3 separate regions of the Homo sapiens genome follow, and regions 2 and 3 are each linked to region 1. A link is a loop called in an ENCODE intact Hi-C map of the cell type or tissue named here. Cell type or tissue: A673. All regions are shown on one strand. Links, peaks and the distances in the headings refer to the core of each region. The heading gives the core; the rest is flanking DNA.

What was found. Peaks named below come from ENCODE experiments on the same cell type or tissue, not always from the same donor. Only the 100,000 strongest peaks of a DNase experiment are listed, where the experiment ranks them.
Region 2: it touches region 1 in a loop (12-fold over the local background); 18 of 110 quality-filtered maps call a loop at or near these places.
Region 3: a loop joins it to region 1, with 9 times the contacts of the local background. A loop is called at or near these places in 87 of 110 quality-filtered maps.

The regions. Positions count from the first base shown.
Region 1 is chr16:24,006,513-24,016,811 of GRCh38, forward strand. All of the region lies in intron 3 of PRKCB (protein kinase C beta), which reads left to right. Among named protein-coding and RNA genes, the nearest start is that of PRKCB, 180 kb to the left of the region's middle. RefSeq lists a silencer at 4,194-4,243 and enhancers at 7,939-8,058, 8,169-8,238. In A673, for the core only: a CTCF peak has its summit at 4,168 (motif pointing left); a DNase peak (open chromatin) is centred at 4,129; H3K27ac peaks cover 2,238 bases.
Region 2 is chr16:23,873,129-23,883,622 of GRCh38, forward strand. The region is part of intron 2 of PRKCB (protein kinase C beta); the gene reads left to right. Among named protein-coding and RNA genes, the nearest start is that of PRKCB, 42 kb to the left of the region's middle. RefSeq lists an enhancer at 8,664-8,793. In A673, for the core only: a CTCF peak has its summit at 4,181 (motif pointing right); a DNase peak (open chromatin) is centred at 4,183; H3K27ac peaks cover 2,500 bases.
Region 3 is chr16:23,797,304-23,807,797 of GRCh38, forward strand. No RefSeq gene overlaps it. Among named protein-coding and RNA genes, the nearest start is that of PRKCB, 33 kb to the right of the region's middle. RefSeq lists a cis regulatory region at 6,195-6,601. In A673, for the core only: a CTCF peak has its summit at 4,280 (motif pointing right); a DNase peak (open chromatin) is centred at 4,288; H3K27ac peaks cover 427 bases.

The DNA.
Region 1 (10,299 bases), core at 3,154-5,653:
TCTACTAGCTTTTGTTGTTTTGTTGCATGCAACAGAAACCATCTTTGGTTAACATAAGTTGGAAAGGAATTCATTGGAAAAGATGTGGCATCCTTCAGAGCGTTGAAAGAAAACTTGAACAACCAGACCAGTTCTATCTGATTTTGGTTCTTGTGTTACATTCAGCCTAAATTCAAATTCCAGAAGGAGAGAGATTATCTGGCCGAGCTCAAGTTGCCTAACAAACTCTTGGGTCGGGCTTTTAAAATGTTCTTTCAAAGACTAAACGCTGTGGGGGTAGGATGGCTTTTCAAAGGAGAATCGAAGTACTGATACGGGGAGCAGGGGGTGGGGAGGGGGAAGAAGGCACAGATGTTGCGCCAATTGGAACAACGTGTTTGCTACAATTTCTAAATGCTACATTGCAGATTGCAGAGAGATTGGATGACAGGCTTCACCTGAAGAGATAGAGATCAGGACCTGGGAATCCATGTGTTAAAAAGTTCTTGGGTAATTCTGATGGATAGCTGGGTTTAGAAGCCAGTGTAAGGCAATATGTATAAAAGCTCTGAAACCAGAATGACTGAGTTTGAATTCCAGTTTGGCCACTAACTAGCTGATAATCTTGGGCTAGTTACCTAACCTCCCTGCTTCAGTTTCCTCATCTATAAAAAGAGGATAAAATGGCACCCACCTCATAGGGTCCACGTGAGGATTAAATGAGTTAACCTAGATGGTAAGAGCTTCATGCCGTAACTGGCACATAGGACATGCTAGTTAATATTATTGCCACAAATGATCCTTTCAAGTCTTAGATTGTGCATTTCAAAAGTCCATCCTTATTTTTGGAATTGCATGCATTTATCTTGCTTTCTGCAAAATGGAAAGGCATCTCCCATGGGCTGGTTGGAGAGAGGGGCTGATAAAATGATGGTAATGTGATAAAATGCAGTTCTCTTGATTGTCAAGTGAATTCTGCATGATTCTTCTGCTCTCATTTGCCACGGGCTGACTGCTTCTGCAATGCAGAACCCGCTTGTAAAGGTCAGAATGAATTGCTTCCAAACATCCCTTTGTCCCTCACTGTCACGAAGACACAGAGCTGCATGCTGTGGAGGAAGAAGCAAATCCATGATGCTGGAAGGCCAGAGAACAGAAACCAACCGTGCACAGAGAGGCGAGCTGCTGGGACTTGAATGAAGCTGATGCGTCCCATCTATAAATTATTGTGGCTTCTCCTAGTTGGGAGGCAGGACCAGCCTCACAATTTCCCAGAAGACCGTAATTTCTGGAGCCTGCAGGCCTGGGGGCAAATGGAGAAATCAAAAGGCAGATGGCCTTGGAGATAGGCAGCCAGAAAGGATGTGAAAGGCCCTGGTTCTGGACTCAAGAGACCTCACGTTTCCTAGTCTTCTTTCTGTCTCTGCTCTTTTGTGTTCATGAGGTTCATGCCCTCATGAGGGCTCCCCCACCTCCAGTGGTCTAGGATTCTAGGATGTCTTGGTATTCTTTTTCAAAAAAAAAAAACTAAGAGCCAGCATTTATAGATATAATTCTGTCCTAAACACTTTACATATAATAATTCTTCATTCTTCATTACACCCTGTGAGATAGGTTATCATTGTTATAATTCCATTTCACAGATGAGGAAACTGAGGTACTCAGAGACTAAATGACTTGCTCAAGGTCACTTGTGAGAGGTCCAGCTCTAGGCCCTCTGGCCCGTGGGGCTATGCTCTTACCTAGTACCTCAAACTGCCTGGTAGACCTCAACCCTGTGTACCTGCACAAATGGTCCTGAAGCAGGCAGCTTTCTTCCCTGAGAGCTGCCTTTCCAGATATGCACTGCCAAAGGTCTGTGACCCTACAGCCTTGGCCTGATTTGGTCCAGATGCGTGTGGACATCTCTCCCAAACAGGATCAAATTGGCCTCTTCTAGGAGTTTAGAATTTGGAATCAAGGGTGCTGGTTTTAGTCTGGACTGGTCACACAGTTTTTGACAACTGTTTATTGTACGGGAAAAGTGTCCAGCTTGATGAATTCTCACACAGTGAATTTTTCTTTGTAAGCAGAGCCCCAGAAGCCCTTCTTTGCTCCTTCTAATCTCTACACGTCCCTCCCCATCCATCAAAATAACCACTACCAGACCAGCAATCCTTTGGCTGCTTTTCCCCCCACCCCCAGTGATCTATTTTATTTTATTTTGGAAAGAACACGTAACATGAAATCTATCCTCTTAACAAAGTTTTAAGTGTAAAATGCATCATTGTTGATGATGGATGCAGTACGAGACAGCAGATCTCTGGGGCTTATTCATCATGCTTGACTGAAACTTGATGCCCATTGGTAAGTAATTCCCCATTTTGCCCTTCTTCCAGGCTGTAGCCACCACCCTTTCACTCTGATTTTCTATCAATTTGACTATTTTTGTTACTTTACGTAAGTGGAATCATCTAGTATTTGTTTTCCTGTGACTAGTGTTTTTCATTTACCATAATGTCCTCAGGGTTCATCTATGTTGTCTCATTGCAGAACTTCCTTCTTTTTGGGGGGCTGAAAAATATTCCATCATATGCATAAACACATTTTCCTTATCCATTTGTTCGTCAGTGGACACCTAGATTGCTTCCACGTTTAGCTGTTGTGAAGAGTGCTGCAATGAACATGGAACTGCTAACATTTCTTCAGGATGTTAATTTCAATTCTTTTGGGTAAATACCCAGAGGTGAGGGTGCTGAATCATATGGTAGTTCTATTTTTAATGTTTTGAGGAACCTTCACACGGGCTAAGGACTTGAATAGGCAGTTGTCCGAGGAAGACATACAAATGACCAAAAGGCATATGAAAATTTAAAAAGCTAAACATCACTAATCACTAGGCAAATGCAAATCAAAACCACAATGAGATATTATCTCACACTTGTTAGGATGACTATTTTTTTTTTTTTTTTGAGATGGAGTCTTGCTCTGTTGCCCAGGCTGGAGTGCAATGGCGTGATCCTGGCTCACTGCAACCTCCACCTCCCGGGTTCAAGTGATTCTGCTGCCTCAGCCTCCCAGAGTGCTGGGATTACAGGTGGGAGCCACCACGCCCGGCCTATTTTTTTTTTTAAAAAAGACAAGTGTTAGCAAAGATATGGAGAGATTGGAACCCTTGTACACTGTTGGCAGGAATACAAAATGTTGCAGATACTATGGAAAACAGTTTGCCTGCTTTTGAGCACTTAAAAAACAAAACTAGGCTGGGCCCGGTGGCTCACATCTGTAATCCCAGCACTTTGGGAGGCCGAGGTAGGGGGGATCACTTGAGGTCAGGAGTTTGAGACCAGCCTGACCAACATGGCAGAACCCCGTCCCTGCTGAAAATACAAAAACTAGCCTGGCATGATGGTTTTTGTATCTGTAATCCCAGCTACTCAGGAGGCTGAGGCAGGAGAATCGCTTGAGGTTGCGGTGAGCCGAGATCATGCTACTGCACTCCAGCCTGGGTAACAGAGCAAGACTCCATCTCAAACAAAAACCAAAAAACAGAATTATAGAGTAGACCATCTCTTGTGTCTGGCTGGTTTCTTTCATATGTGTGTGTGTGTGGCCACATGATATTGAAAGGACACATAGCATCCTGTTCATCAGGATGTCCAGCTTCAGAGCCAGCAGGGGCCAGGCAGGTGGGTGAATGAGTGACGTGTGTGACCACAGGCATGTCCCATTGGCCCATTGAACACCCTATCTGAAAGGGGCAGCGGCACTCAGCTCCGTTTCCTAATTCCTGCTGTTTAAAGGATGAAGGTCTAAGTTTTCCCATTTTTTTCCAGAGAAATCTGAAATCCCCTAAATTTAGATTTTGACAGAGAATTCAAGAATTACAACTGTGGTGTATTTTAAACACATTTTTGGACTGGATTCCTTCTGTGAACCTCCGGTTTACAACTTCTGCATTCGTAGGTGGGGACTGTCAGTGGAAGGTCTCCCCCACCCCACATCGGAGGGGAGAAGGGAAAATGTAAATTTAGTCAAATGGGCTTTCTTTGGAGAGTAGAGAGTGTGCAATAGTCCAAGGCAGGGAGCTTTAAAAGAATGCAGAAGTCTTTTTTCTCTCTTGGTGTCTGAGCTCTAAATTGGCTGGGACATATCCTTAGTTAGGAGTCAGTGGCTATAGCGCCCCCTGCTGTCCTTTAGCACCCTCTTCGTGTCCAGTGAGATCTGCAGGTGAGCCTGGAAGCCACTTGCTTCTCCTGCAGGTTTTGGGAGGAAGATTCATCATTTTAAATATTGCTCAAGTGCCTGCTGCTGCCAGTGACTTCATAGGCTCCTGTTAGACTCACCTTCACTTATATTTGGTCAATTACCTACTCCCTCAGTCAGACCTTGCCACTCGATTTTTTTTTTCTTTTTGATACAAGGTCTCACTGTGTTGCCTACGAGTGCAATGGTACCATCACGGCTCACTGCAGCCTCTGCTTCCCAGGCTTAAGTGATCCTCCTGCCTCAGTCTCCCAAGTAGCTGGGGCTACAGGCATGTGCCGCTACGCCTGGTTGATTTTTTAATTTTTTTGTAGAGATGGGGTTTCATCATGTTGCCCAGGCTGGTCTCAAACTCTTGGGCTCAAGCAATCCTCCCACCTTGGCCTCCCAAAGTGCTGGGACTACTCAGGCATAAGCCACCATGCCCAGCCACCACTCTATTTTTTTTTAAATTGGAGGTAGGGTAAGAAGGACTGGGCCAGGTCGTCCTTCCCACAATTCCAGTCTCACTGTTTCTATCTATTGAAAAGCATTTCTGGCATTTGCTTGGTACCTTTCCCTGGTTTCTGGGCTGAAATAGATTTTATCCCATTTTTAAACAATTCCTTCTGATACTTTCAGGGGTAGTTTGTGGATGAGAGCAGAGTGAAATGCATAGGCTCAGGTTTGTGGCCTTGCAAGTTAATAAAGAGTGTGGACTTTGGAACTAGCCTGCCTGGGCTCCAATCTTGGCTCTGGTACCTACTAGCTGTGTATCATTGTTTTCATTGTTTTGTTTTGTTTTATTTTGTTTTGTTTGAGACAGGATCTCACTCTGTTGTTGGGGCCAGAGTTCAGTGGTGCAATCATAGCTCACTGCAGCCTCCAATTCCTGGGATCAAGTGATCCTCCCACCTCAGCCTCCTGAGTGGTTAGGACCACAGGCATACACCACCACACCTGGCTAATTTTAAATTTTTTTGTAGAGATGGGGTCTTGCTATGTTGCCCGGATGGGTCTTAGCCTCCCAAAGTGCTGGGATTACAGGCATGAACCATTGTGTCCCACCTTAGCTGTGCACTTTAAATAAGTCACTTGACCTCTCTGTTCCTGTTTCTTCATTTACAAGGTGAAGATGATAATATACTACTTCTTAGGGTGAGTATTAAATAAGTTAACCTATGCAAAGAGGTTAAAACAGTGCCTAGCATATCATAGAAATGTTTGCTTGACCCAGAGGCCTGAACCTGCTTTGCCTTCAGTGTTGGTCTTTAGGTCCTGGCTTCACTCCTTAATGCTGCATCTCAGCCTTTCCTCATGAAACTTTCTGTCTTTGATCCTTTTCACTCCTTAACTGTGAATCTCCCAAATTCCACTGAGCAGTGATCAATTCTTGGGGCATCTTGCTCTGTGTTCCCAGACATTCCTTCACCCTCATTTTCTCTCCATGGCCAAATCCTATAGTGCCTCCTAAATAATTATAGCTGACATGTATGTAGCACCTATCATATGCCACGTGCTGTTCTAAGTGATTGATATATGCTAACTCATTTAATCCTCACCCTATGAGAAAGATGCTTTTTTAACACCTATTTTATAGAGGAGGAAACTGAGGCCCAGAGAAGTGAACTGACTTGCCAGGTCACATAACTAATAAGCAGAGTCTGGATTTGAGTTTGGCTCTAGAGCCTGCTCTTAGCCACCATGTCCCATCCTCACTGAGAGGACCCTTGTTCAACTCCACTAACCCTCTCTGGACAAGTAGCCTCTGGTCCTGTCTCCCTGCTTCCTCTCTGTCTCACTGGCCTACCCTTTCCACACCTTTCTAAAAACCAAATGTGATCATGTCATCCTCTTTGTTGAAAACATGTCAATGGCTTCCCATTGTTCTTGGGACAAAGTAAATACTCTTTGAAGTGGCTGCGAAGCAGGGTGGACATACGTCCTCCTCTGCCAAGCTTGCCTATAAACCAAATTGGTTTGTTCTGTTGTGTCAGCGTACCACAAGGCTGGTGCCCTTGTCATCCTCACAAGAGTCCCTGTTGGAAGATACAGGATATGATTGTCCTACTCATGAGGCCCTGCGTGCTCTGGCGTCAGGGTCCCTCCAGCCTTTGCTTGACCACTCTGAGTACCTTCGTTCACTCCTCTGTTCATCCTGCCACCAGGCATTTGCACATACTTCTCCCTTGGCTGAGATACTCTTCTCTCTCTTCTTCCCTGTGAGTTCAGTGGGTCTCAATTCTAGTTGCATTGTAGAATCTTCTGCAGGGCTTTTTAACTGAATGCAGTGTCTGCACCCATTCCAGACCAACTAAGTCCAAATCTCTGATTGATTCAGAACCTCTCAGTTGCATGCAGGGTTAAGGGCCCTGGTCAACTCACGCTGGTCCTCTAGACTGCAGCTCAAGCATCACTTCCTCAGGGAAGCCCTTCCTGACCTCCCTGACCAGGCCCATTTCCAATATTTTGTACTCAGCACACCACATACCTCTTCTTGCTGTCACATATCTTAGGGACATCTAAATATTAGGTTGGTGCAAAAGTAATTGCGGTTTTTGCTATTGTAAATAATGGTGCAATAGTAATTAGTTAAAAGTAATTAAAAATAATGGCAAAAGCACAGTTACTTCTGCACCAACCTAATATTTACTTACATGGTGACAAAGAACCCAGATTCTGGATAAAAATGAATCACTAGCTGTGTGACCTTGGGCGAGTTACTTAACTTCTCTGTGTCTCAGTTTTCTCCCCTATAAAATAGGAATAGTCAAAAACCTGTTTTACATGGTCGTTGAGGATCAAATTAGTTCATAATATGTAAGGCGCTTGGAACAGTGCCTGGCACATGGTGAGTGCTGTATGTGGTAGCTGTTACTGCACTAGTAATTATTACCCCCTGCTGGGATCTGTAAATCCCTGAAGGTGGGGTTGGCATCCGTTGTTTGATCACTCCACACCTAGGATGCTGCATGAACATAATAGCTCTTCAATACCTGTCTGTTCAGCAGAGTGGCGTCCTAGTGAGGTTCTTGGTAAAAGATGAAAGGTGAGATGTGGAATTGCAAAAAAAAAAAAAAAGTATAGACATCAGAGTTGGCCTGCACAGAATTCACCTTCCTCAGTTAGGGCCCTTGTCTATGCGGGCCTGCTGGTTCAGGGTCATTGTTTCTAGCGGTCATGAGGATCAGAGCCTGCCTGGACTTGCTGTGTGCAGAGTCCCCGGTGCAGATGGCCACCTGGCAGGCATTTGCTCCAGCAGCATCCTTTGCAGGAATGGGAGGCTCCTCTGTAATTCACAAACTCACCGTGTCCTTCTATACAGAGGATCTTTCTGCTCTTCTGAAATGCAGACTTGGGTGTGCTGAGAGCTTCTGTGACAGAGGGTGCTGTCAGGAAGCTGGGCATCCAGGGCTGCACCTGGAAACCAAGCTGGCAGCGGCTTTGCAAGTTGAATAATCTTATGTTGTGATCTTGCATTTACGGGACCCCCCACTTAGCAAAAAGGGGTGCTCAGACCACTTCCCTTAGTTGGCTTACGGCACTGCAGGGGGAGAGGGGTGGGGAGGGGAGGAGATGGGTGTGGTTTTGTGGGTGATGGAGGATTTATTTATAATGTGGGTGTGATCCGTTGCCATGTGACTATTCCCTGAAACTACTGTACACCCTGAGCAATGAATGCACAACCCGGCCTGCACAGGAAGAGGTGGGGCTCACTCTGTGAACAGCCTCCACCAGAACTCGAAGGCCCCCTGGGGAATACCAAGCCTAACCCCTTTGTTTTCAGAAGGAGGAACTGAGACCAGACCATGGCAGTGACTTGCCCAAGATCACAGATGTCATTTTTATTCTAAGCTAACATTTGTCATATGGATACTACATGCCAGTCACTGTGCCAAGCTAAGCATCATCATTGTGATTTCATTAATCTGTACACATCTAGAAAGCAGGCTCATTATATTCAGCAAACACTTGCATAGTGTATATATGATGTGCCAGGCACTGTGCTGAGTCTTTTACAAATATTAATCCATTAAATTCTCATAATCCTATGAGGATTTAGTGTGATTATTATTTCCTTTTATTTATTTATTTAAGACAGAGTCTTGCTCTTGTCACCCAGGCTGGAGTGCAATGGCATGATCTCGGCTCACTGCAACCTCCACCTCCTGGGTTCGAGCAATTCTCCTGCCTCAACTTCCTCCCAAGTAGCTGGGACTACAGGCACCCGCCACCATGCCCAGCTAGCTAATTTTTGTATTTTTAGAAGAGATGGGGTTTTACCATGTTGGCCAGGCTGGTCTCGAACTCCTGGCCTCAAGTGATCCGCCCGCCTTGGCCTCCCAAAATGCTGGGATTACAGGTGTGAACTGCCGCGCCTGGCCTTATTTCCATTTTAAAGATGAGGACCCTGAAGCTCAGAGAGGTTGGGTAACCTGTCCAAAGTCACACAGCTGGGAGGTCATTGAGTTGGGAGTCAATCTCAGACAGTCTGGCCTTGAAGTGTCTGCTCCAGCACTGTCATTTCTCTCCATGTGACAGCTCTTCTCTCCATTTTACAGGTGAGAAAATCAAGGCTTATATAACTCAAGTAGCTTGCTCGAGGCTGCACGACTGGAAATTACCAGAGCTGGTGTTGAATTTGCACATTCCAGCTATAGAATCTGACCCCTGATCTCATGCTAAACTCCCTCTCAGTGGGGCTAGGGTCTTTTGGCTGAGGGGTCCAAGCTGGGAACAGGTCACGGGGGTTGAGGCAGAGCCTGAAGCCAGCAGGTGGAGGTGGGGTGGTGTCAGCCAGGTCTACCTGGGTTGACTCTGAACCTCATGCAGTGGAGCAGTTACTCCCTTCCCATGGGGCAGAGCCCCAGCTAGGTGGCCATCGCCTGGTTACACCCTCTAATTCCTTAAGATTTCAGCTTAAACTTCATTTTCTCAGGGAAGCCCTCCTGACTCTATCCAGCCGACACTCTCCTTGTAAATTCTCTAAGCACTGAGTGTCTCCTTTGCAGCTGTTGGAAGTGTACATTGGTTTATGCTTCTTTATTGTTTTCCCCAACTAGACTGACATAGGGAAGGTACTCAACGAATATTTGGTGACTAAATGGTTAAATAAGTGAATGGCTTATAGCTGTAGTAGAAGGAATTGGCACAGGAAATCAAGACTGAAGTCCAAGAAGTGGAAATATATATAAGGTTTATTGGGAAAAGTCACAACTCAGTAGGCACAGGGATGCCCTGAGCAGTGATAATTAATAATTAATAGTTAATAATAATAGCTTGTACTTATTGAGTGCCTGCTCTGTGTCAGGCAGCTGTTTTAAAGGTTGTGGGTAATTCATTCCCTAGAACCTCACAAAACAAATATTGTTATCCCCTAGGGATAACTACCGCTAGGGTTATTATCCTAGCTCCCCCTAGGGTTGTTGTTCCTAGACAGTTAAGGTTAACTAGGGATAACATCAAGAGAGCTGGCCCAAGGTCACCATTTCTTCCCAGCTTTTAACCAACGTTTTGAGAATACAGTATTCCCCATCAAAATCGTGGCTCACCACGGCTGTGAGTTTCACCCAGCGGCCTGGGTGGTCATGGTGAAAGCTAGAAATACATCTCTGGAAGACATTTTCAGGTATGCTACAGAGGCTGGCATACCCGGGCTAAGAGCTGCTGGCCTGGCTAATGAACTAAGATCACTCGTTGAAACAACAGGTATAAATCTCCAAGCAGAAAAGACTCGCTTAACATGGATGGCAAATGTTGTCTACCAAGAAGACCCAAGAAAATAATCAAATACCCTTTGCCAAGAATGTCTGGTTATAAAATAAAGATATAAATGACAATAACTTTTCTGTATTTTAGCAACAACCAGTTAAAATAAATTTGAAAAAATCCCAGTTAAAATAGCAATAAAGAGGTAAAATACCTAGGAATAAATACTTAGGCCCCAACTAAGAGAGTTTATGGGGGAAAAAATCTTTTCTGGAAAAACACAAGAAGGCTCAAATTACATGTGAATTCCACCCCTAGCTCCCCCAATCTGTTTTTCTCCTGGCAGCCGTGGTTCTATATCACATCCCACCTCACCCCTTAGCTCAG
Region 2 (10,494 bases), core at 2,897-5,396, 130 kb before region 1:
ACCAGGCTGGCCAACGTGGCTAAACCCCGTCTCTACTAAAAACACACACACACACACACACAAAAAAAAAAAAAAAAAAAAGAAAAAAAAAGTTAGCTGAGTGTGGTGGTGGGCGCCTGTAATCCCAGCTACTTGGGAGGAGACTGAGGCAGGAGAATTGCTTGAGCCTGGGAGGTGGAGGTTGCAGTGAGCCGAAATCGTGCCATTGCACTCCAGCCTGGGCGATGGAGTGAAACTCTGTCAAAAAAAAAAAAGAGAGAAAAAAGAAAAAAAGAAAAATGGAAGACTTATCGGGAATGCAGGCAGCTGTGCGATTTCAGCTTCTCTTTGTTTTTGGACCATGGGTTTTCTGGTTCTTCTTTGGTTCCTGCAGGTCTGACTTTCTCCTTTTTCTGTTGATGGTCTTTCTTGGCCTGTGTTTGCAATGGGTCAACCATGTGCTTTCTGGCCATACTTCACACTTACTTCCCAACTGGGACAGATAGCATTTCTTAAGTCTAATTCCAAACTTCTGGGATAATCTGATTGCCCTTCATTGAGTCAGAAGCCAGTGGATAGGGACATGGAAGATGCTATAGCTGGGCTCCACCCTTGCAGGTGAGAGGAGCAGTTTCAGGAAAGTCTGCCAGGCATGAGCTGAGACCTTAAGAGATGTCAGCTAGAATTAGCCACTGTCAGTATATCTGCTTCTGGGTCCCACTCTTCATCCTGCTTTTCAAGGTTTTCAAATATACACTCCTACTCAGTCTCATGAAAATTATTATTTTTAAAATACCCTTTAGCACATTTACCTCTAATGATACTAGATTCTTGCCTCCTGCCTCTGTAAATCACTCGGTCACTTCCCGATCTTATATTTGGCTGTCAAGAATGTGGAAATCTCACAGAACCCTTGAATTTCAAAGTTGGAAGGGAAAATTGCTTGTCTATGCTTATAAAAAATACACACCTACACCCACGTACACATGTATTTACTAAAATAGTATTAGGCTAAATATTCAGTTGTACAGCTTTCTGATTTCATTAACAATGTCTGTCTTTCCGTGTCAGAAGAGATAGACATTTGAAAAAACGGCAGCGTAGGATTTTGTTCTATGGATGAGCTAAAAGTTCTTTCACCTGTCCACAAACTTCCACCTAGTCCGTGTGCCTTATAAAACACAAATTCTGAAATCCCATGTAACGTGTCAGCTAGATTCTGCCTATCACTGAGTAGAGATGAACCATCACATCTCATGTTCTAGATTTGGGGTTACAAATTCAAATTCCTACAGGGGCCAGGCAACTGTCTTAGATGTGTGAAACGTCCTAGATATAAGAAATGCCTGTAAATGAAACCTTAAGAGTTTTTATAAGCATACAAATAAGTATGTAATATTTTGAAACATACTTATTTTTTGGTGTACCCACACAGGCCTAGCATCACCAGATTCTTCTCTCTTTTTTTTTTTTTTTGTTTTGCCCCAAGAGAGGCAGGAAATGAGTATATTTATGGGAGCTTTCCTAATTGTGAAGTGTTGGTAAGTTCATTATTTTTAAAAAACTAAAAACCAACTTGCAGGCCAAACAAAATGTGGGCCACCAATGTGTAATCACTGATGTAGATAATGCACTTCAATTAATCTAAAATCATCAACTATTTTGGCAGCCCTCTCAGACTGCTGACTCACTGAGCTTTTCATCTGATGAAATCCTTAAGTGATTCACAAATACTTAATCTGAAAACCTCTTAATCTAACTTGTGTTCCTGGACTTGTAAATTGGGTTTCTGGACCTTAATACTTGCTCATGTTAAATCCATTCTGTTACTTATGTTTAAGGTCCTACATCTGTCTTCCAGCCTGATCACCCATCTTTTCAGCCATGTGTTGTTTTTGAATTCAACTCATTTGATCCTTTCTCTATGTCCTTTTTTTTTTTTTTTTTGAGACGGGGTCTTGCTCTGTTGCCCAGGCTGGAGTGTGGTAGCACGATCAGGACTCAATGCAACCTCGACTTCCTGGGCTTAAGCGATCCTCCTGCCTCAGCCCCCACAAGTGGTTGGGACTACAAGCACGTGCCACCACACCTGGCTAATTTTTTTGAATTTTAGTAGAGATGAGGTCTCACTATGTTGCCCAGGCTGGTCTTGAACTCCTGAGCTCAAGTAATCCTCCCAGCTCAGTCTCCCAAAGTGCTGGGATTACAAGCGTGAACCACCATGCCCAGCCTCTCTGTGTCTTATGATAAAAAAAATACTGGATGAGACAAGACTGAGGAGGAAGACCCAGGGACCCTTTTTAGCAGAGCTTACCAGCGGGTGTCCAAGGATTGAATTTCCCTTCCTAGACATGTTTTGCTTCAACTAAAAAGATATATATATATATATATATATATATGATGTATATCACACACATATGTGTATATCACACACATATGTATGTATATCACACACATGTGTATATCAAACACATATGTATATCACACACATATGTATGTATATCACACACATATATGTATGTATATCACACATATATGTATGTATATCACACATATATATGTATGTATATCACACACATATATGTATGTATATCACACATATATATGTATGTATATCACACATATATATGTATGTATATCACACATATATGTATGTATATCACACATATATGTGTGTATATCACACATATATGTGTGTATATCATATATATATATGCATGACCCATATTTAAAAGTAGGATATTTCATAACGAAATACCAGTATTAGGTATCTTTTGAAAAAGTGTCGTAACTGACAGCCCAAGTCTGCATTCCTTCATGGCACCAGGGCTAGAACTGAGAAGTAGCTGACTTTTTGGGGTGGATATGGGCTCCCCTAGTCATGCTATATGCCTCATTTTATGTGACTGGCCGGGCCCCATAGGCGTTTATGTTTGCCACTCTTTTAGAGGTCCCTTTAAGGTTGACATATATTCATTGATTGATCAACTCATTTACACACGCATGCAGTCATTTTTTGGACCCCTGTCTATGTGCTCTGCACAATGCGAGGTGTGGGATATAATGGTGACCAAGACAGATTCCAACCACTCACTCACAGATCCCACAGCCTACCAGGGAAGCCAGATATGGAACAATTATATACGTAATTTTACTTGTAAGTGCCACAAAGACAAATTGTATTAAGTAGTACCATGTGGCTGTGGAAGTTTAACTTGTCACTAATCCACCAAACTCTGAGAAGACAGCATATTTTCCGTCATTCCCAAAAGACTATCACAGGCAACATTGAGGAATGCTTTGTTAAACTCCAGGGATATATTCCACATCACACTTCCCCCGTCCACCAGATTAGCAACTGTCCAAGGACAAAACAAAACACACACTAAAAAGGAAATGGGGTTAGTCCGATATGTCTCCATCTCCTTATGCTGGTTCTTTTGTCTGCAGAAGCCACGGTTTCTTTTTCTTTTTGAAAAAAAAAAATGACATTTGCGTACCTCTCTGCGTTTCTCTTTCTCCAGGATTCTTCTGGGATCCTAGGCAGTGTGGTTTGGTGATCTCACTGGTGAGATCTCTTGGAGCCCTGGAATGCAATTCATCTGGGCCAGAAGAGTTGAACTAATTTAAGGACATCTGAGTGCTTCACTGATGTATTTGTTCTGCTCTGTCCCTTCAAAATACCACTACTCAAAACAATGTTCAGCTGGAGAAAGTGGTTAACACTGGAATTTTCTTTTTTTCTGAGACCTAAGTGACAGGGAAGGGTGGATGAAGGAAACATATCCTTTGAAAATCCTTTAGTTAGAATCCTTTGGTTGCAAGTAACATAAATGAACTCTGATTAATGTAAGCAAAAAAGAATTTGTTAGAAGGATATGGGGGGGGAGGGATGGACAGAGATGTGAAGGAAAAGATGAAGAACCAGGCTTTAGAAAGTCCTGAAACCAAATGAATTCTAGGGATCTAGGAAGCAGGGACTAATGACTGTTTCCTTCAGGACACCAGAGATGGGGTGAATAACTCTGTAAAAGATGCAAATTTCCCACCTGGGTAACATAGTGAGACCCTGTCCTTAAAAAAAAACAGTAGCCAGGCACAGTGCCTGTAGTCCCAGCTATGTGGAGGCTGAGGCAGAAGGATCACTTAAGCCCAGGAGCTCAAGACTGCAGTGAGCTATGATGGCACTGCTGCACCCCAGCCTGGGCAGCAGAGGGAGACCCTGTCTCTTAAAAAACAAATGCTAAATTTTAGAGAGAATAGAGAGAATCTTTTCTTAAAAAGGTGCTAAGTCTGGGGAAGGAGCTTCTGATTGTCCTGCCTTGAGTCACACGACCATCTCTGACTTGTTGACCCCTCTACAATCCCATATAAGACTCCCCAAGAGTAGATTCTGAGCAGGTAAAGCCCATGGGTGTTCCCAAAAGTCGGCCTCAACCTGAAGCCACTTATTCACTCTGAGCTCATCACCAATGGCATGCCGCACTGTCAAAACTCTCTTTCTGTGCATTTGTCTGGGCCACTCAACTCAGGAAAGTTAGTTGTTCTGTGTGAGTCCCCATGTTCTCACTGATTTCATTTCAGTCTTTAAGCTAAAAATCTGTGTAAATGGTAATGGAGAATGGCTACATCACACTTAGTATGTGTCAAAGCAGTATCCTAAGTGCCTTAGTGGTATCAGCTTATTTAAGACTGACAGTACTCTGAGGTGCAGTCACTTCTTTTTTTTTTTTTCCTTTTTTTCAAAACAGAGTCTCACTCCGTCATCCACACTGGAGTGCAGTGGCATGATCTCGGCTCACCGCAACCTCCGCCTCCCAGGGTCAGGTGATTCTCATGCCTCAGCCTCCTGAGTAGTTGGGACTACAGGCATGCACCACCACTCCTGGCTAATTTTTGCATTTTTAGTAGAGATGGGGTTTCACCACGTTGGCCAGGCCGGTCTTGAACTCCTGACCTCAGGTGATCCACCCACCTGGGCCTCCCAAAGTGCTGTAATTACAGGCGTGAGCCACCGCACCCGGCCTGTCACTTCTTGTCATTCACAGTAGTTATGTTCTGTAAAGTCACTGCAAACACTGAATTAATAAACACTGAACCATTGTTCCTAGGTGAAATACAAAGTTGGGTTCCTGTGAGCCTTTGGTCACAGCATTTTCATCCACTGATCAACCCGTAAGCTTATTCTGTGTGTGTTTCTGTTTAAAGACACCTTAATATATATTGTTGACTCATTAACATCTAACTCACTGCCAACAGCACTCCAACTCGTGCCTGATCAAAGCTTATATAACACACGCATGACACATCTCGGACTCCTTGCACTTAGGAACACCAGATAGCACTTCACCATTACCCTATGGGACCATTTTACAGCAACGTCACCCTCAAAAAGCAGAAAAATGGGAAAAAGCATGCTGCTAATATACCACAGAGAGAATGCTTGTTTACAGCATGAGAGCTGAAGTCTGAAGGTAGAACATGGTTTTGTTCATCCTCAGCTGGGAACACATGTTGGCTGACTCAAATATTTTGCCACTCCGTACATGTCCGTGAGTGATCATGAAAGAACCTTGAGTATGGATTTGGCGGTTATAAATAAATTTTAGCAAGAGGTGAATTTGCAAATAATGAGGATTGACTATAACCCCTGTTATTAGCTCTAGTTAACAGATGGGGGAATGGAGGTAAACAGCTCTCTGCAGGTCTTGCAGCCAGGGAGTGTAGAGGAGGCTTTGTCATTCTGGGTGCACAGCCTGCGTCCTTAAGAGGCAATGTAGTGTTGGCTGGGTGTGGTGGTGGTTCATGCTGTAATCCTAGCACTTTGGGAGGCTGGGGTGGGTGGATTACTTGAGGTTAGGAGTTCAAGACCAGGCTGGCCAACATGGTGAAACCCCGTCTCTACTAAAAATACAAAAAAATCAGTGGGGCGTGGTGGCACGCGCCTGTAATCCCAGCTACTCAGGAGGTTGAGGCAGGAGAATCACTTGAACTTGGGACGCGGAGGTTGCAGTGAGCTGAGAGCGTGTCACTGCACTCCAGCCTGGGCGACAGAATGAGACTCCATCTCAAAAAAAAAAAGAGGCAGTGTAGTGGTTGAGTGCAGTGTAGCTCCTGCTGAGAGCTGGTTTTCATGTTTTGTGGGCACACAGGAAGTAGAGAATGCTGAGAGCTGGGCACTGAAGCAGTAGGAGATATGGGAGTGGGAAAGTGGTTTTCTTTAGTAAGTCTGGGCTGTTTTCATAGCCTAGGATGAAGTTCAGCAATACTCAACCTTGAGGTTTTCCAGGCACCTTCTCCTTGACATGAATCTCCTGCAAACAGATGTCATAGTAATCTGGGAATAAACCTTTGTTGTTGGTCCTTTAGCTATCCTTTTTTTTTTTTTTTTTTTTTTTTTTTTTTTTTTTTGAGACGGAGCCCCACTGTTGCCAGGAGTGCAGAAGCATGATCTCAGCTCACTGCAACCTCCGCCTCCCCAGTTCAAGTGATTCTCCAGCCTAGGCCTCCCGAGTAGCTGGGATTACAGGCATGCACCACCATGCCTGGCTAAGTTTTGTATTTTTAGTAGAGACGGGGTTTCACCATGTTGGCTAGGCTGGTCTCGAGCTCCTGACCTCAAGTGATCCGCCCGCCTCGACCTTTCAAAGTGTTGGGATTATAGGCGTGAGCCACTGAGCCCGGTGCCCTGGTCCTTTAGCTTTCTAAGACAGCAGCATAGTAGTTCAGAGCATAGGCTCTTGGGCCATAGCTTCCTGAGTTCGAATCCTAGCTCTGCTGTTTTTTAAACTCTGTGACCTTGGGCAAGTCTTAACCTCTCTGTGCCTCAGTTTTCTTGTCTGCAAAATGGGATTAATAAAAACACCGATCTCATAGGATTGTTGTGAAAATCGAGTGAGTATGTTTATAGTGTTTAGGAAAGTTCCTGGTACACAAGACATGCTCTGAAAGTGTATTAATATTATTTGTCCTTAGACTCAGTAGTACTCTGGGGGAATCGAATCCCCACCCCTAAGCCAGGCAGCATGGTAGAAGCTAGGTCAGCTGGCAGGCTCCTGGGTCTTTTCCATTCTGCTGCAGGAGATGCCTGACTCACCTCTTGTGCTCACACAGATGACAGCTAAATAGAAGGGCTCTTTCCTCCTAGTATTAGCTTAATTATAGGGGCTCCCTAGAACAGTGGGGAAAATGAGCTTTGAGAATCCCCCCACCACACACACAAGGCCCACACTAGCACCTGAAAGAGGAGTGAACATTGCTTCCTGCCTCCTTCTCCCCCTCCTTCTCACATATGCCTTTGTCTCTGTGATTCTGCACGTTTAATTTTTAATCCCGGGATGGGTTCTATTAGTTTTTGTGTATTTTCTCTGCCCTGGTTTGAGCTCCAAAAGGTCTGTTTGGGTCTCTGTGGGTGTCTGACAGCCTCTGCAGGCCTTTCTGAATTATATAACTCAAGCTTTGTATTTTCTATTTGTTACTGGGGGTTCTTTCTGTGCTATAATTTTACTCTTAGAAAATGAAGTAGGGTACTAGAATTTTCTCTGGGATCCCCTAGGGTTTCCTTCTGAATATTTTTTCCTGCCATATTTTCTTCGCTAAAACATTTTTTTTTCTTATTTCAGAAGCAATACATCTTCATTATAGAACATTACAACAAGATGCAGAGAAAGAAAATAATCTTATCAAGCAGAAATGTTAATACCTTGCTATCTACCCATGTCTCTCTGTCTCTGTCTCCTCAAACACACACAAATGGGGTCAAGATGACATAAGAGACTATCTGCTTTTCAATTCACATTTTACGATCTTTTTTTTTGTATGGTTCTGTAGTCTCCACTGCTTGGCTTGACGATCTTTAACAGGTGCCCTCCGGATGGTCATGGGGGTATTTTCCATTTCTCACTGTTACAAGCAGTGCTCTGATGAAACACCTTTTGCTGGCATTCCTAATTATGTCCTGAGAGCAGACTTCTAGAAGTTTTCAGCAGTGAGGTTAAAGGGAATGTTTGCCTCTCCTCTTCACTCTGTGATGCTCCTGGGGGCCCAGGCCCATGAGTCTCTGTGTCCATCTTCCCAAGATGAAAGACAAAGAATGGGCAGAGCATTGACAGGGCCCTGTGTTGACTCCTTTTCTCTCTTTTCCCAGTTTTTTTTTTTTTTTTTGAGACAGAGTCTCGCTCTGTTGCCCAGGCTGAAGTGCGGTGGCGCGGTCTTGGTTCACTGCTACATTTGCCTCCCAGGTTCAAGCAATTCTCCCGCCTCAGCCTCCCAAGTAGTTGGGATTACAGGCACTCACCACCACACCCAGCTAATTTTGTATTTTTAGGAGAGACGGGGTTTCATCATGTTGCCCAGGCTGGTCTTGAACTCCTAGCCTCAAGTGATCCACTCACCTTGGCCTCCCAAAGTGCTGGGATTACAGGCGTGAGCCACTGCACCCTGGCCCATTCCCGTTTTTTAAAAAAATATTTTATTCCTTTTAGACTATTTAGCCACAGTTTTCCATTCTATTCCTTGGGATAAGTGAAAACTTGATTTTTAAAAAATAATTACAAAATTTTAAAATCATGGTAAAAAACACATAACATAAAATTTACCATCTTAACTATTTTTTTAAGTGTACAGTATCATTTTAAGTACATTTACATTGTTGTGCAACAGTTAGGACTTTTCATCTCGTAAAACTGAAACTCTATACCCACTGGCAATAACTTCCCATTTCTTCCTCCCCACCGAGCCTCTGGTAACCACCATTCTGCTTCCTGTTTCTATGAGTTTGGCTATTTTAGATGCCTCATGTAAGTGGACTCTTGCAGTATTTGTCTTTTCATGGCTGGTTTCTTCCTTTTTTTCTTTTCCTTTCTTTCTTTCTTTCTTTCTTTCTTTCTTTCTTTCTTTCTTTCTTTCTTTCTTTCTTCCTTCCTTCCTTCCTTCCTTCCTTCCTTCCTTCTTCCTTTCCTTTCTTTCTTTCCTTTTTTTTTTTTTTTGACAGGGTCTCCCTGTTTCTCGCAGGCCAGGCTGGAGTGCAGTGGGGCAATCACAGCTCATGGCAGCCTTGACCTCCTGTGCTCAAGGGATCCTCCCATCTCAGCCTCCTGAGTAACTGGGACTTCAGGCACACACTACCATGCCCGGTTAATTTTTTTCTTGATTTTTAATAGAGACAAGGTCTTGCTATGTTGCCCAGGGTTGTCTCAAACTCCTGGCCTCAAGAGATCCTCCCATCTCAGCCTCCTGAGTAGCTGGGATTACAGGTGCACACTACCATGCCCAGTTAATTTTTTTTCTTGATTTTTAATAGAGACAAGGTTCTTGCTATGTTGCCCAGGCTGGTCTCAAACTCCTGGCCTCAAGTGATCCTCCCACCTCAGCCTCTCAAGGTGAAGGGATGAGCCTCCCAAAGTGAAGGCGTGAGCCATTGCTCCTGGGATGACTGGTTTATTTCACTTAGTGTAATGCCCTCAGAGTTCATTCATGTTGTAGCATATGTCAGAATTTTCTTCCTCTTTAAGGTTGATTAATATTCCATTGTATGAATAGGCAACATTTTGCTTATATATTAATCGGTCAATGGACATTTGAGTTGCTTTCACCTCTTGGCTATTGTGAATAATGCTGTTGTGAACATGGGTATACAAATATCTTTTTTTTTTTTTTTTTTGTAGAGATGGGGTCTCCCTATGTTGGCCAGGCTTGTCTCAAACTCCTTGGCCCAAGCAATCCTCCTACCTCAGCCTCCCAAAGTGCTGAGATTACAGGTGTGAACTACTGCACCTGGCTGAGACTCCACTTCCAATTCTTTTGGATATAGATCCTGAAGTGGAATTGCTGATGGTAGAAACTGTCTCGGGAAGATTTTTCTGGGGATTTGGCTTCTAACTGCACCACAGCTCCAGTGGAAACATCTATTCATTAAACTGGCATTTATTGAGGACCAGCTTTGTTCCAGTCACTGAACAAGGCTGGGGGCATAGCGTGGCTTACATAGGTCCCCACCCTCCATGGAGCTGATATTCAGCAAGAAGCCAGACAATACACAGGTAAGCAAATTGAAAAAAACAGGATGAGATCCACTGGCGATAAATGTCATGATACTGAATCAGGATTTGACAACAGAGTGATGTGGTGAGTGGCTACTTTAGATCAGAAAGGCCTTCCTAACTGGGTGACAGGTGACCTGAGAACTACAAGGTGGGGAGGAGCTAGCCACACAGAATTTGGGAAAATACCATTCTGGGCCCTGGGATGAGCAATGGAAAGGTCTTGAGGAGGAAAGTGGCTAGGCGTGATCCTTGTTGCTGGGGCGTGGTGGGTGTGGGGCCAGATCATAAGGGGCCCCACAGGATGAGCCTCTGTGCTAAGTGCAGTGGGAAGCCACTGGAGAGTTTTAGGTAGGCGAGATGCAAAGGATCAGATTTGTATTTAACACACCTTCCATTGGCTGCCAAGTAGAGAATGGATTGTTGGGGACTGGAGCAGAAGTGGGAGGATGAGTCAGGAGTCAATTGCAGATTT
Region 3 (10,494 bases), core at 3,298-5,797, 210 kb before region 1:
GAAATGTCTTCACAGTCTAAATCTTCGCTGGTTGGGGTTCTTTTTTTGGTTGTTGTTACTTGCAACCAGACATATTTTGATTGATTCAGGGAGGGAGGAGTTTATGATGCAGGGAAATAGCTGCTAATAAATTAATTACAGAGTGGATGTAACACAAACTGATGTTTCTCAAGTATTTCAAAGGAAGATGATTCTTGAAAGGGAAGGAGGGAAGCTGGAACTAGGGTTTTGGATCATAAACACTGAATAAATTATATGTTTTCACAATAATAGACGTGAGCCAGCAATCCAGGGTGGGAAGGGAGATTGGAGTGAAAGAAGCCACTTGAGTTCTCTCTGGCCTTAAGGGCCTGGAACTGGGAGTTATTTCTAGTGAAAGCTCCCATTTGAGAGGGCCCTGAGGAGCTACCCCTGGGAGAACTCTGTCTTAGCAGCAGTCACAAGAGATGCAAAAATGTGGTCAGGGGCTAAAGAAAGATGGACGCTCTTCAGGATTCAGTAAACTACCGAGGGAAGCAAAGGATGCTTCTTGATTTCCAACAATAAGGACGTTTTTGATCTCAAATAATAACTCAAGAAGTAGACAGCTATGGGTTAGTTTGGAGAATACCTAGATCACCAGGAACATCAAGGTTGTGTGACCAGTTGCCTGCCATCCACATGGAAAATCCAGCTTGGGAAATGGACTCTGTCTCTCAGTCTCTCACATTCACTCAATACAAGTGCTCCTGGGTCAAAGAAAGAAAAGAGGCTCTGGAACATGGCTGGGCGCAGTGGCTCACGCATGTAGTCCCAGCATTTTGGGAGGCCGAGGCAGGTGGGTCATTTGAGGACAGGAGTTCGAGACTAGCCTGACCAACATGGTGAAACCCTGTCTCTATTAAAAATACAAAAAATTGGTAAGACGTGGTGGCACATGCCTGTAGTCCCAGCTACTTGGGAGGCTGAGGCAGGAGAATCGCTGGAACCCGAGATGTGGAGGTTGCAGTGAGCCAAGAGAGTGGGTGCCATTGCACTCCAGCCTGGGCGACAGAGTGAGACTCTGTCTAAAAAAAAGAGAGACACTCTGGAACATTCTGGAAAGGGGATATTTAAAAGATTATTATTATTTTAGAGACAGGGCCTTGGTCTGTCTTCCAGGCTGGAGTGCAATCATAGCTTACTGCAGCCTTGAACTCTTGGGTTCAAGCAATTCTCAACCTTCCAAGTAACTGTGACTACAGATGTACCCCATCACAGTGGATTAATTTTTTTTTTTTTTTTTTTTTTGGGTAGAGACAGGGTCTTGCTGTGTTGCTTAGGCTGGTCTTGAACTCCTGAGTTCAAGCAATTCTCCTGCCTCAGTTTCCCGAAGTGTTGGTATTACAGGTGTGAGCCACTGTGTGTGACCTTAACAGTTTAAAATAGAGTTGGAAGAACTAGAGGAAAGAAGGAAATGTTGGGAAAGGTGTAGTGGCTCGAGGGATGATCCTTGCAGATTTGAAAACGTTGCTTCTCAGAAGTGATATCTCTGGAAATGAGGATTTCTGTAAAGTGGGAGGGTAATTGTTCACCAGGATACGAAATATTTCTAAAGGGGAAATAATGTCACATTTAATCTTTTTTTCCTTCCAATAATAATTTTCTCTCATTGTAAAAGTAGGGCATGTCCTTAAAGAAAATGTAGAAAGTACAAGTACAAGAAAAAAAAGAAGAAAAATAAATCGCTCATATTTCTGCTACACTAACAAAGCCGCTTCCTTTATTGATTATGTTTATTTTACATTATTTTTAAAGCCATAGGCTGGGTGCCATGGCTCAAGCCTGTAATCCCAGTTCTTTGGGGGGTTGAGGTGGGCAGATCACTTGAGGCTGGGAGTTCAAGACCAGCCTGGCCACCATAGTGAAACCCATCTCTGCTGAAAATACAAATATTAGCTGGGTGTGGTGGCACATGCCTGTAATCCCAGCTACTCAGGAGGCTGAGGCAGGAGAATCGCTTGAACCCAGAAGGTGGAGGTTGCAGTGAGCCGAGATCGTGCCATTGCACTCCAGCCTGGGCAACAGGAATAAAAAATGAAAAACAAAAACAAAAACAAACCATGCTACAAAGCTTGATATTTTGTGTTCTGTTTTCTTTTTACTTTCCCATTTCCATTATATTGTGAACAGTTTTGCTTATTATTATTACAGACTTTTGGCCAATATCATTTTTAATGCCGCTTACTAATATATGAAGTGCATGTACTATAATTTCCTGAATAAATCTTTTCCATTAGTTGGACAATTAGGTTGTTTCCAGTTTCTCTCTACTAAAATTGATGTTTCAGTGAAAATTGCCATGAGAATGCCCACCGTCACCACTCACCAAGCACTTATTGTGCTGCGTGGCTTCCATTCCACATTTATTTCATCCTCACAACAACCCAATGAGGCAGACGTTATTGTGGTTTATTTCCTTTTCTTTTTATTAAATTATGAAAATAAAATGTGTCTCTGTAAAAGCAATTCAAGCAGAACCAAAGGGGCCTAAGGGGAAAGACCAAGCCCTTCCTCCCCTTTCCCTCCAATCTCACCGCTGCAATTCCCCAGAGATAACACTCATACATTTCTTGTATACCCTTCCAGAAATTTTTTGTCCATATCCAAACACATTGGGAAATGGACTCTGTACTGGCATTTCATGGCATGTATTTTACTCTGAAACTTCCTATTAGTCTGAGTGACATATCTCAAATGTCTTTTTTTTTTTTTTTTTTTTTTTTTTGAGACGGAGTCTCGTTCTGTCTTCCAGGCTGGAGTGCAGTGGTGCAATCTTGGCTCACTGCAACCTCCGCCTCCTGGGCTCAAGCGGTTCTCATGCCTCAGCCTCCCAAGTAGCTGGGACTACAGGTGTGTACCACGGCACCCTGCTAATTTTTGTATTTTTAGTAGAGACTGGCTTTTGCCATGTTGACCAGGCTGGTCTCAAACTCCTGACCTCATGATCTGCCTGCATTGGCCTCCCAAAGTGCTGGGATTACAGGTATGAGCCACCGTGCCTGGCCTCAAATGTCTTTCTATGTCAGAAAATTTCAATCCTATGAGCTGGCTATAATTATTTTCATTTTACACTTGACTAAATGAAGGCTTAGGAGGTGAAAGACTATGCTGTTGAATTGCATTGTGTGCCCAGAAAAAGATATGTTGATGTCCTTCTTATCCTCCAGTACCCCAGATGTGAGCTTAATTTGGAAATAGAGTCATTGAGGTAATTAGTTAAGATGAGGCTGTACAGGAGTAAGGTGGGCCATAATCCAATACAACTGGTGTGCTTATAAAAAGGGGCGATGTGGACACAAAATAGACAGGCATAGGAGGAAGATGTCATAAGAGACACAGAAAGAAGGCCATGTGAAGATGGAAGATTGGAGTGATACATCTGCAGCCATGGAGAGATTGCTGGAAACCACCAGAAACTGGGAAGAAGCAAAGGAGTCCCCTGCAGGTTTCAGAGAAGGCATGGCCTGGCCGACACCTTGATTTCAGATTTCTTGCCTCCAAAACTGAAACATACTTTATTATTTATTTATTTATTTATTTTGTAGAGATAGGGTCTTGCTATGTTGCCCAGGCTGGTCTTGAATTCCTGGGCTCAAGTGATCCTCCTGCCTCCAATTCCCAAAGCACTGGGATTACAGGTGTGAGCCACTGTGCCTAGCTCTTTTTTTTTTTTTTGAAATGGGGTCTCCCTCTGTCGCCCAGGCTGGAGTGCAGTGGTGCAATCTCAGCCCACTGCCACCTCTGCCTCCTGGGCTCAAGCGATTCTCCTGCCTCAGCCTCTCAAGTAGCTGAGATTCCAGGTGCCCTCCACGACGCCTGGCTAATTTTTGTATTTTTAGTAGAGATCAAGTTTCTCCACATTGGCCAGGCTGGTTTTGAACTCCCGATCTCAAGTGATTGGCCTGCTTTGGCCTCCCAAAGTACTGGGATTACAGGCGTGAACCACAGCGACCGACTGGCTCAGCTCATTTTTTAAAAACCACCCAGTTTGTGTGACTTTGTTAAGGCAGCCCTAAGAAACCCAAACACATGTCAAAGTTTCAAAACTCGTAGGTAGCAGAGCTGGAATTTGAACTCAGGTAGGTGTGACCCTAAGGCCAATGCATTTAAACGAACAGGATCTATCTATTTTCTTTTTTGAGCGAACCCCTGTATATAGTGCTTAGCCTGTGCCAGGCTCTAGGCTAAGCATTGGCATGTATCTCTCTGAAACTGGCATTTCGCCTTCTGGGCAGTGCAGTAATTTCCTCCTTGAGGTTGTCTGGTGGCTTCCACCAGGGGGCAGACCTGGGCTTTCGTGCACAGGCAGGAAAATAACACACAAGGCAGGAGGTGGACTTTTCCCTTCCCTTCCCTTCCCTTCCCTTCCCTTCCCTTCCCTTCCCTTCCCTCCCCTCCCCTCCCCTCCCCTCCCCTCCCCTCCCCTCCCCTCCCGTCTTCCCTCCCCTCCCCTCCCCCCCCCTTCCCTTCCCTTCCCTTCTTTCCTTCTTTCCTTTCTCTCTTTCTCTCTTTCTATCTTTCTTTCTTTCTTTCTGACGGAGTCTTGCTCTGTCCCCCAGGCTAGAGTGCAGTGGCGCTATCTTGGCTCACTGCAACCTCGGTCTCCTGGGTTAAAGCGATTCTCCTGCCTCAGCCTCCCAAGCAGCTGGGATTACAGGCGTCTGCCACCACACGTGGCTAATTTTTGTCTTTTTAGTAGAGACGGGATTTCACCATGTTGGCCAGGCTGGTCTCGAACTCCTGACCTCATGATCCACCCACCTCGGCCTCCCAAAGTGTTGGGATTACAGGTGTGAGCCACTGTGCCTGGCCAGGAGGTGGACTTTCTGGCAGTTCCCTCTGTAGAGATTGTCTGTAGGTTTGGTCTACCAAAGCAAAGACCACATTAAAAACAAAAAAACAAAAAACAAAAAACAAAAAAAAAAAAAAAAAAAAAAGAGAGAGAGAGAGGATCGACCCAGACGATTGAGTGCAAATAAACTTCCATGTTTTCTGAGGGAGAGAGAGCCAAACACCAGGGGTACAGGCAGTCTGATTTCCAGAGAGGGACTCTGTCATGGATGTGATGGGAGATGTGTTATCTGCTTTTTCTCCAAACAGATCCTGAACCCATTCTCACTCAGCAAGCTTCTGATGAAAAAACAACGAACATTTGTGTCATAGGCACAATTCTAGAGATGGTCATCCAATAATTAATCTTGCCGGGTGCGGTGGTTCAAGCCTGTAACCCCAGCACTTTGGGAAGCCAAGGCAGGAGGATCTCTTGAGTCCAAGAGTTTGAGACCAGCCTGGGTAACATAGAAAGACCCTGTCTCTAAAAAAAAAAAAAAAAAAAATTAAAAAATTAGCCAGACATGGTGGTGCACGCCTGTAGTCTCGGCTACTTGGGAGGCTGAATTGGGAGGATCACTCGAGTCCTGTAGTTTGAGGCTGCAGTGAGCTATGATCATGCCACTGCCCTCCAGCCTGGGCAACAAAGCCAGACCTTGTCTCTAAAAAACAAATAAAAAATTAATCTGCCTTTTTGTGCAATGGTCTCAGCAGCAGCAGCCGTATCTATACCACATGACCTTATACCCCTAGCTGAAGCAGAGCTTAGGGTTTTGACATGAGAGATGTAAAAGTGGCCCCTTAGGAGGAAGTTTGCACATTCCTGCTGCTGAGTTTCTGCAGCTGCCCTGGTTGCTGGCCCTGCTAAGCCCTGGTTGTTCAGCCCTTCCTTGGATTCTGTTAATATACCCAGTATCCATCCCATAATCTTTCTTTTTACAATGCCTTTTAAGCCAGTCGTAGTTAGTTTCTATTACTTGCAAAAGCACAAAACAAAAAAAACCCTGAATTTATATGAATAAGAATAGAAAAAATAAATGATTAAGTATATTATTTAAAGCCATGCAGGCAATTAAAAAGTTATAAATAATAAAGTCATTAGAACAACCAGCACCCAGAAAAGAGGTGGAGGTTCTCAATAAATATTTATTCAGTGACCGCAGGAATTTACCCACAATAATATCAAACAAAACTGATGTAGAAACAAGGGAAAAGGGGATAATAAGGCTGAACTAAATTTCGCTCTTTTCAATGGAGACAATATGGTTTTAAGTTGATCAATCAAAACACAGAAGCACAATCATATTATTTAGAATTATAGTGTGAACGCCAGAGTTAAAACAAGAAAACGTTTTCTGAGGAGTGGGAGAGTGTTTTTCTGTCTCCTTCTAAACATCTCCTTCTAAACTCTCAACCCTTTAATAATTTGGCAGAGGGTTCTAAGCTTGTTTGGAAACCCAGGCTGCGAGGGAGTAGGACTGAAATCCAGAACTCGCCCGGGTCACCGGCACGAGGCACATCCTCCCAGAAGGGGGTGCTGCTTTCTGATGTGCACAGAGGTGCTCACAGGCCAGACTCCACCTCCTGTTTGCCAGTCCCATAGGAGACAATGGTATCTCATTATTGTTTCAATGTGCATCTCCTTAATTGTGTGTGAGATCGAGTGGTTTCTCCCGTGTCTATAAGCCATGTGAATTGCCTCTTCATGTCCTTTGCACTAAATGGAAGCTGTGTCTCATCTCGTTCAGAACTTTCTTTTTCTTATCTGATCGTTTTATTACTCAGCTCCTCAGTTTAGCTCATTTTTGGCATACTAGCTGGGTTTTAAATTCTCCTTTCCTCTTCCTTCTTCTCCTCTACCCCTCTCTTCCTCCTCTATCCCTCTCTCCTTCTTTACAGATTTGATTTTGTAAATACCTCCCAGAATCCTAACACTCCTGCTTAGTTCCTTGCAACAGTGTTTGGGGAATCATACATACCAATGACAGGAATACATCTCGTATCGGTTACAAAATATAAAATGACCATCTTCCTTTTGTTCAGTGCCATTTACTTCTGCAAACATCCCTCCATTCTTTCTAGCTCTTCCACAAACCCTCTGCATTCTCCTATGGGCTTAGATTTTTAGGGCAAAAGCCAAGACATCTTGGAGATTATTGTGCTTTTCAGACCTGCCACAAACCCCCTCAGAGACTAGGACTTTCAAAGTTGACTTTCTGCTTGCTTGGCTGGGGGAAAGACAGTGGGGAGAGGAAAAGTGTATAAAAATCCATAAATTAAAGTCAAAATGTTATTCAATTACATTTGGGTAAACCCAGAAACAATTCTGGAAGCACTTGAAGGCAATATTTATCAGTGATTAGCCCGGGGGGATTTTATGTCTTACTTTGTATAATTTTCTATAAATTAGGATTATGCATGAGTTTTACTTTATTTTCCCCCCTTGGGCATCTCTCATATATATATATATACACGTATATATATATATATACACGTATATATATATACACTTGTATATATATACACATATATATACACGTATATATATATACACACGTATATATATACATATATATACGTGTGTATATATATATACGTGTGTATATATATATATATAATTTTTTTTAAGTGAGGTCTTGCTCTGTTGCCCAGGCTGGAGTGCAGTGGTGCAATCTTGGCTCACTGCAACCTCCGCCCCCCAGGTTCAAACGATTCTCCTGTCTCAGCCTTCTGAGTAGCTGAGATTACAGGCATGTGCCACCACGTCTGGCTAATTTTTGTATTTTTAGTAGAGACGGGTTTCCCCATGTTGGCCAGCTGGTCTGGAGCTCCTAACCTCAGGTGATCTGCCTGCCTCGGCCTCCCAAAGTGCTGGGATTACAGGCATGAGCCACTGCACCTGGAAATATTTTTCTTTTTAAAAATTTTTTTCTGGCCGGGCACAGTAGCTCATGCCTGTAATCCCAGCTACTCAGGAGGCTGAGGCAGGAGAATCACTTGAACCTGGGAGAAAAAAAAGGAAAGGAAATTTTAAAAAAATGTTTTTTAAAAATTCCTTTCTTTTTTTTTTTTTTGAAACAGGGTCTCACTCTGTAACCCAGGCTGGAGTGCAGTGGCACAATCTTGACTTGCTGCATCCTCAACCTCCCGGGCTCAAGCAATTTTCCCACTTCAACCTCCTAAGTAGCTGGGGTGACAGGCTTGCACCACCATGTCTGGCCAATTTTATAATTTTTGGTAGAGATGAGGTCTCACTATATTGCCTAGGCTGGTTTTGAACTCCTGGACTTAAATGATCCTCCCGTCTCTGCCTCCCAAAGTGCTGGAATTACAGGCATGAACCACCACTCCCGGCTCTCCTAATATTTTTTATTTGAATATTTTCTAGAAAAATAACATCGTAAAATTCAGAGTAACAAAATGTATACAATGAACACCTAATTTCTCTCTTACTTTCACCCAAGAAACAATTACAATTAATGTTCTCTTATGTAAATTCCTTGTGATATGATCTTTGTAGTGTCTCTATGTGTGTGTCTCTATCTCAATCTCTAACTCTGGATATCATCCTCCATTCTTTTTACACAAGTGGGTATGTCACCTACAGACTTTTATGTCCCCAGTGCTACAACTTGTAAATTGCTTAATGTCAGAGCCCATAAAAATCTACCTCATTTAAAAAAATGGCTGTGTAGCATTCTTCTGTGGAAGTTCTGTAATATAACAAACACTCTCCCATTGAGTGGGAAACATTGTTTCTCATCTTTTGCTACTATTAATAATGTCAAAAGAAATAACTTTGAGCAAATATCTTTACTCAGATTCCAGCTTATGTCTAGGATAAATTCTCAAAACTAGAGTTCCTGGGTCAAAGGATTTTTTTTTCTTCCTCATTTCTAATTTTTGATAGCTATTTCAGAATCTCCTTCCAAAGAAGTTGTACCAGTTTATGCTCACACCAACAATGTGTGAAGCTGGATTTTTTTTTTTTTTTAAGACAGGGTCTCACTCTGTCACCCAGGCTGGAGTGCAGTGGTTCGATCTCGGCTTCCAGGCTCAAGCTATTCTCCTGCCTCATCCTCCTGAGTAGCTGGGATTACAGGCATGTGTCACCACACCTGGCTAATTTTTGTATTTTTTGTTTTAGTAGAGACAGGGTTTAGTTATGTTGGCCAGGCTGGTCTCAAACTCCTGGCCTCAAGTGATCTGCCTGCTTTGGCCTCCCAAAGTTCTGGGATTACAGACATGAGCCACCACACCTGGCCAGAAGCTGAAGCTGGTTTTTTTTTTTTTTTTTTTTTTGAGATGGAGTTTCACTCTTGTCGCCCAGGCTGTGAACTCAGCTCACCGCAACCTCCGCCTCCCGGGTTCAAGTGATTCTAGTGCCTCAGCCTCCCTAGTAGCTGGGACTACAGATGTGAGCCACCACATCCAACTAATTTTTGTATTTTTAGTAGGGACGGGGTTTTACCATGTTGGCCAGGCTTGTCTCGAACTCCTGACCTCAGGTGATCTGCCCGCCTCAGCCTCCCAAAGTGAAGACATTTATTTATATAAATGAAGAAAGTATACAGATAAATTACACAAACACAAATTAGAGAAACTTTGATCTCTCTCTTCTACTTACTAAATTAGCAACAACAGGTAATACCCCTGCCCAAGTGGTGATGCTATAAAATGTTACAGCTCTTTGGGAATACAATAAGGCAAACATAAGCCATACAATTGTTCATATTATTCTATTTAATAATCCCACTCCCATGAATTTATCCTAATAAAATTAAAAACTACTTAAGTATTCAGTAATACTGATGCCCTCTGTTGATGAATCCATTTTCGCCCCCACTTATTTGAAATACCACTTTTATCTTATTTAGGGGTTCAATGACATGGATACTCACAGAAAGTCTTGGGTAACTGAACTCTGAGATCCTGTTCATTTTTATTGCTGACATTTTTGTCTTTCAGATGGTAAAGGAAGTATCTAGAGGAACTGTTGCCTTGGGCCAAATTCTGGCCAACCAGGTGGAACAAGCTGGTGAGGGGAAGTGACAAGGACCTTAGTAGAAAGTGACTGTGTGGGTCTAGACACCCTGTCTGCCTCCTACCACTTTGGTTAACCCTCCAGCTCTTTCCAGCTTAGCTGGGAACATCCCTTGTGGTCAGTATCCTTGACAGCCTAGCACTGTCTCTAATAACAGAAAGTTTGACCAATGAGTTCCCCAAATGTGCCCTCCTTTCTCTTGTCTCCACGTTTTTGCCTCTGCCCTTCCCTTTGCCTGCAATATTTTCCCTCACTTTTAGCCTAGCTAACTCTTCAGCCTTCACATCTGTTTAAAGGTTACCTGCAATGTGAAGGAGATAACATGCTAAGCTAGACACTCCATAATACCTTCTATTTTCTTCTTCTTCTTTTTTTTTTTTTCTTGAGACAGTCTCACTCTGTCACCCAGGCTGTAGTGCAGTGGTATGATCTTGGCTCACTGCAACTTCTGCCTCCTAGGTTCAAGTGATTCTCCTGCCTCAGCCTCCCAAGTAGCTGAGACTATAGGCACCCACCACCACGCCTGGCTAATTTTTGTATTTTTAGTAGAGACAAAATCTCCTGTTGCCCAGGCTGGTCTCGAACTCCTGACCTCAGGT